Linked DNA regions of Homo sapiens: region 1 is linked to region 2. Evidence: chromatin loops called from intact Hi-C (ENCODE). Cell type or tissue: gastrocnemius medialis. All regions are shown on one strand. Links, peaks and the distances in the headings refer to the core of each region. The heading gives the core; the rest is flanking DNA. Region 1 overlaps ZBTB43 (zinc finger and BTB domain containing 43). Region 2 overlaps SLC25A25 (solute carrier family 25 member 25).

Region 1 (3,372 bases), core at 29-2,528, 1.3 Mb before region 2:
GAGTCTCACTCTGTCGCCCAGGCTGGAGTGCAGTGGGGTAATCTTGGCTCACTGCAGCCTCCGCCTCCTGGGTTCAAGTGATTCTTCTGCCTCAGCCTCCCGAGTAGCTGGGACTACAGGCACCCACCACCACACGCAGCTAATTTTTGTGTTTTTAGTAGAGACGGGGTTTCACCATATTAGTCAGGCTGGTCTCGAACTCCCGACCTTGTGATCCACCCACCTCGGCCTCCCGAAGTGCTGGGATTACAGGCGTGAGCCACCGCACCCGGCCACATTACTCTTTTTTAAACAGCTTTACAGAGACATAATTCATAAGTAATAAAGAGGTTTTTTTTTTGGTATATTCACAGATTTGTATACCCATCACCACAATCTAATTTTAGAACTTTTGTCTCCCCTCAAAGAAACCCAGTTAGCAGTTGCTCCCCATTTCTTCTACCTGTAGCCACGAATCTACTTTCTGTCTCTATGGATTTGTCTATTCTGGACATTTCATATAAGTGGAGTCATACAAGATACGGCCTTTTGTGTCCGACCTCTTTCATTTAGCATAACGTTTTCAAGTGCCAGCCGTGTTGTCACATCTATCAGTATTTCGTTCTTTTTTATTGCCAAACATCCTATTCTAAGGATATATCCTGTTTGTTTATCCAGTCATAAGTTGATGGAGCTTATGATGGTTTTCACTTTTTGGCTTTTAAGAATAATGCAGTTATGAACATTCATGTACGAGTTTTAGTGTGGACATCATATGTTTTCATTTTTCTTGGGTATGTACCTAGGAGAATTGTTGAATTAACGTGGTAACTCTATGTTTAACTCCCTGAGGTGCTGTCACACTGCTTTCCACAGTAGCTGTACCATTTTACATGCCCACCAGCAATGTATGGAGGTTATAATACCTACACATCCTCACCGACACCTGTTATTGTCTGTCTGTCTTTTGACAGCCATTTTAGTGAGTGAAAAGGGATGTTTAGTAGTTTTGATTTGCATTTTTCTAATTACTAATGATGTTGAGTGGTTTTCATATGCTTATAGGTTATTTGTATATCTTCTTTGGAGAAATGTCTCTTCAGATCCTTTATCTGTTTTTCAGTTGGGTTATTTATCTTTTTATTATTGAGTCATAAGAGTTCTTGAGGTATTCTGGATGCAAGTCACTCATTAGTTACATGATCTGCAAATAATTTCTCCTATTCTGTGGGTTGTGTGTTCACTTTCTTGATGGTATCATTTGTACCTTGTACTACTGCTGTATCTTCCTGCTGACCAGTTCTGTCAGTCTCATCAATGCCACCCCTTTTCCATACCCACTGTTACTTTTTTTTTTTTTCTTTTTTTTGAGATGTAGTTTTGCTCTTGTTGCCCAGGCTGGAGTGCTTTGGCATGATCTCGGCTCACTGCAACCTCCGCCTCCCAGGTTCAAGCAGTTCTGCTGTCTCAGCCTCCCGAATAGCTGGGATAACAGATGTGTGCCACCACGCCCGGCTAACTTTGTATTTTTAGTAGAGACAGGGTTTCACCATGTTGGCCAGGCCGGTCTGGAACTCCTGACTTCGAGTGATCCACGTGCCTCAGCCTCCCAAAATGCTGGGATAAAAGACGTGAGCCACCATGCCTGGCCCCACTGTTACTTTTATTACTACCTAGACTACACTTATTGAAATCCTATAATTAGCTTCTACTTCAGACTTTCTCCTGCTTTAGTCCGTCAGCAGATCAACCTTCCTTAACCATGCCTCACAGCACGTCACTTAGAAGTTTTCAGTGCTGCCCCAATGTAGACGTCTCATTCGGCTTTTTCTAGATTTATCTCCCATCACTCATTGTCACTCATAGAAGGAAGCACAAGTAATGATGTGTGTGTCACCAGGGTTAGTCTTGAGTGAAAGAGAGCCGAGGGAGATCTGAAATGGCTTTCTGATGGTAATTTCACCATAATCTAGGATCTTGCCGTTAGTGTGATTGGACCAATAACTCAGTGTCTTCAACATATCATACTTATGATGTACCAAACCCGCAAGAGATTAAAGTATACAAACCAGAATGCCATGTGATTTATAATTTTTCTTTCTATGTTAATAAGTGAGATTGGCTTGTAGGGTTTTTTTTGTTGTTGGCCAATTTTGATACCAGAGTTTTGTATAAAATTTATGAATTTTCTCCTACCCTATTGCCTTGTCCTCTTCTCCCCCTCTACTTTTTACATTTCTAGTTTTATCATATTGTGTAATCCATTGTATAGTCACATGTAATCAAATGTGCCCTGTGCATTTCCGCTTTGGAGAATTTATTGATGTTCTCTGTAGCCACGTATATTATCATTTTTGTAAATGTCCTACAGACAGTAGAAAAGGAGTATTATTTGTAGAGTATATAGGTATTGCATTAAATTAGCTTTATTGATAGCTGTCTAAACCTATAGATTCTTGTCCTTTGCCTACTTGATTTATTAAGAATTAAAGAGGGATACTTATATTTCCTGCTACAATTACAGTTCTGTTACTGTTGCCTTATTTTCTAACATTGTACTCTGACACATAAAAGTTCACAGAGTAAACTTCATTGTGAATTATAGGTTTCATCAGTTAACAATAAACTTTCATCCTGATTTTTACAGATGAAATTTACATCTGTAAAATTTTTACAGATGAAATTTACATCTGTAAAATGTAAATTTTACATCTGTAAAAATTTTACAGATGAAATTTACAAAGTAAATTTACATTGAAATTTACTTTGATATTAGTATTGTGTTGCTTGACTTTTGTTTTCATGTGACTTTTTTTTTTTTAAACTTTTGACCTTTTTGGTGATAAATTCTTTCAACTTTTCTATGTCTGAAAAAGTATTTTGGGCCGGGCGCGGTGGCTTACGCCTGTAATCCCAACACTTTGGGAGGCCGAGGTGGGCAGATCACGAGGTCAGGAGATCGAGACCATCCTGGCTAACACAGTGAAACACTGTCTCTACTAAAAATACAAAAAATTAGCCGGGCATGGTGGTGGATGCCCGTAGTCCCAGCTACTTGGGAGGCTGAGGCAGGAGAATGGTGTGAACCCAGGAGGCGGAGCTTGTAGTGAGCTGAGATTGCACCACTGTACTCCAGCCTGGGCAACAGAGCAAGACTCTGTCTAAAAAAGAAAGAAAGAAAGAAAGAAAAAGTATTTTGCCTTCACTTTGAAGATACTTTCATGGGTATAGAATTCTAAGTTGACAGGCCTTTCCGCCCCCTCCCCCACCTTCATTTCAGTATTTTAAAATGGTCTCCTGTCTCCTGGCTTGCATTGCTTCTGAGGTTCTCTGTACACAAGGGGCCTTTTTTTTGTCTGGCTGCTTTTAAGATTTTCTCCACTGATTTTAAGT
Region 2 (2,500 bases), core at 1-2,500:
TACGCTGATTGAAAGAAGCCAGTCGCGGCCGGGCGCGGTGGCTCACGCCTGTAATCCCAGCACTTTGGGAGGCCAAGTCGGGTGGATCACGAGGTCAGGGGATCGATACCACGGTGAAACCCCGTCTCTACTAAAAATACAAAAAAAATTAGCCGGGCGCGGTGGCGGGCGCCTGTGGTCCCAGCAACTCGGGAGGCTGAGGCAGGAGAATGGCGTGAACCCGGGAGGCGGAGCTTGCAGTGAGCCGAGATCGCGCCACTGCACTCCAGCCTGGGCGACAGAGCAAGACTCCGTCTTAAAAAAAAAAAAAGCCAGTCGCAAAGATCATGCACTGTATGATCCATTTAGGTGAAAGTCCAGAATGGAGAAGTCTACAGAGACAGAAAATTGAGTAGTACTTGCCTACCTGGGAGTGGGGTACTGGCGGGTAGAGAGATAGGAAGGTGAGATGAGGTTTCTTTTTGAGGTGTTGGAAATATTCTCAAGTTGACTGGAGTGATGGTTGCACATATCCGTGAAGATACTGAGAACCACTGAACTGTATACTTTAAATGGGTGGCTCATGCCTGTAATCCCAGCACTTTGGGAGGCTGGTCAGGAGTTCGAGACCAGCCTGGCCAACATGTAGAAACCCCAGCTCTACTAAAAATACAAAAATTAGCCGAGCATGGTGGCACACATCTGTAATCCCAGCTACTCGGGAGGCTGAGGCAGGAAAATTGCTTGAACCTGGGAGTTGGAGGTTGCAGTGAACCGAGACTGCGCCACTGCACTCCAGTCTGGTCAACAGAGTGAGACTCTGTCTCAAAAAAAAAAAAAAGGGTGATTTGTATGGTATGAGACCTGGGTTCAAATGTTCCTTCTGCTGCTTGCTAGCTGAGTGACCTTGAACAAATGACTCACCCTCTCCAAGTCTGTTTCCTTATCAGAAACTTGTTGGTATGAGGACCTACTGCATAAGGGGGGTGTGTGGGTTAAATTAGATAAAGCATAGAAAGAGCCCAGGACTGGGTCTGGCACATATTCACCAAGTGACTTCCCCATTGGTTCTTTGAAAATAAGGTGCCCAGAATTGGTCAGAATCACCTATATTTTGCCCCTAGTTTGCTTAGGTGAAAAGCGAAAGGCAAGGGAGGGCAAAGCCTGGGGACATCAGCATTAAAGGGTGTGTGGCACCCAGGGAGACATAGCCCCACCCCAGCAACCTGGAGAGGGAGAAGCTTCCGTGGTGTGGAAGGGGATGTCCGCTGTGGAAAACCTGGGCTCTGTGGACATCAAAATGAGCAAAGAAACAATAAAAAGTTGTAGTAGACTCACTCACTCTATCTACACAAAAAGACGTCTTTGGGGCCCGCATGCTTTCCCTGGACAGAAACCGGACCTCCTCATCTTGCAAGCCTGTTGCCCTCTCAGAAGCCGTGGATCGTCTTTCCTAAGTACAGAGTTGACCTTGAAGTTGTGAAAGTGGAAGCTCAAGTGGAGCTTACTTCAAAGCTTTGGAGATTATCTCACTAACCAGCATTACTTTGCAGAAGTGGGACTAAGGCTCGGAGGCTGGGTTGCTTGGAGGCCAAGCCAGTTCCAGAACCCAGGATTTTGACTCTGCCCCATTTAGCTCAATGCAGTGCCGCCTTCCTTCTTTGACTGTGGACACTTAACTTGCCTTTAAAACTTGGCCACATTTATTTTCATAGTTTATGACATTGACATACCTGTGCATAACTCTGTCTCAGCATTTTAAGGCCCTGGTGGTGCACAGGAAGCCGTGACTAAAATGATAGGTACACTGTTCCTAATACGGGATATAAAAGACTCAACACCACACCTGACAAAAGAAGCTGTTGTCTTAAAGATGCATCTTCCTTTAAAGTAAATGAATAACAAAGGTAGGCCATAAGGAGCTTCTTATCTACTTTAAGCTCTTGGCTGGCTTTTCCAGGAAGTTTGAGGAGATAAATCATGACTCATTTTCTGCAGGGTCAGTGGGGAAACTGGAGAGGTGGCTGTCCCTGTTCCTGCCGGTGCCTGAAGCTTTCAGTGTTGTTCCATCACACTCTGGCTCCATACCTTTCCTCCTGTCCTCCCTCCCTGTTGGCTGGAGTCTAATGTGACACTTCTTCCAAAACACAGAACCGCCTACATTGTGTAAGAAGACTCTCAAAAACCATTGATTGAAATGCTGCTGATGCCAAAAAAAAAAAAAAAAAAAAAAGGGTGGAGAGAGGGTAGTTTAGATCACCAAGAATAAGAACCAACTGGCTGGGCGTTGTGGCTCACGCCTGTAATCCCAGCACTTTGTGAGGCCAAGGCAGGTGGATCACTTGAGGTCAGGAGTTCGAGACCAGCCTGGCCAACTGGCAAAACCTTGTCTCTACTAAAAATACAAAAAAAAAAAAAAAAAAAAAAAATTAGCCGGGCCTGGTGGCGCATGCCTGTAATCCCAGCTACTGGGGAGGCTGAGGTAGGAGAATTGCTTAAAAAACCCAGGAGGGGCCAGGCG

What was found. A loop is a pair of places that touch in the nucleus more often than their neighbours do. Peaks named below come from ENCODE experiments on the same cell type or tissue, not always from the same donor. Only the 100,000 strongest peaks of a DNase experiment are listed, where the experiment ranks them.
Region 1: it touches region 2 in a loop (15-fold over the local background); 1 of 110 quality-filtered maps calls a loop at or near these places.

What each region holds. Positions count from the first base shown.
Region 1 is chr9:126,811,650-126,815,021 of GRCh38, forward strand. All of the region lies in intron 2 of ZBTB43 (zinc finger and BTB domain containing 43), which reads left to right. Among named protein-coding and RNA genes, the nearest start is that of ZBTB43, 8.3 kb to the left of the region's middle. In gastrocnemius medialis, for the core only: no CTCF peak of the experiment used is centred there; a DNase peak (open chromatin) is centred at 1,552; H3K27ac peaks cover 2,500 bases.
Region 2 is chr9:128,077,220-128,079,719 of GRCh38, forward strand. All of the region lies in intron 1 of SLC25A25 (solute carrier family 25 member 25), which reads left to right. Among named protein-coding and RNA genes, the nearest start is that of SLC25A25, 10 kb to the left of the region's middle. In gastrocnemius medialis, for the core only: no CTCF peak of the experiment used is centred there; a DNase peak (open chromatin) is centred at 1,412; H3K4me3 peaks cover 487 bases; H3K27ac peaks cover 1,688 bases.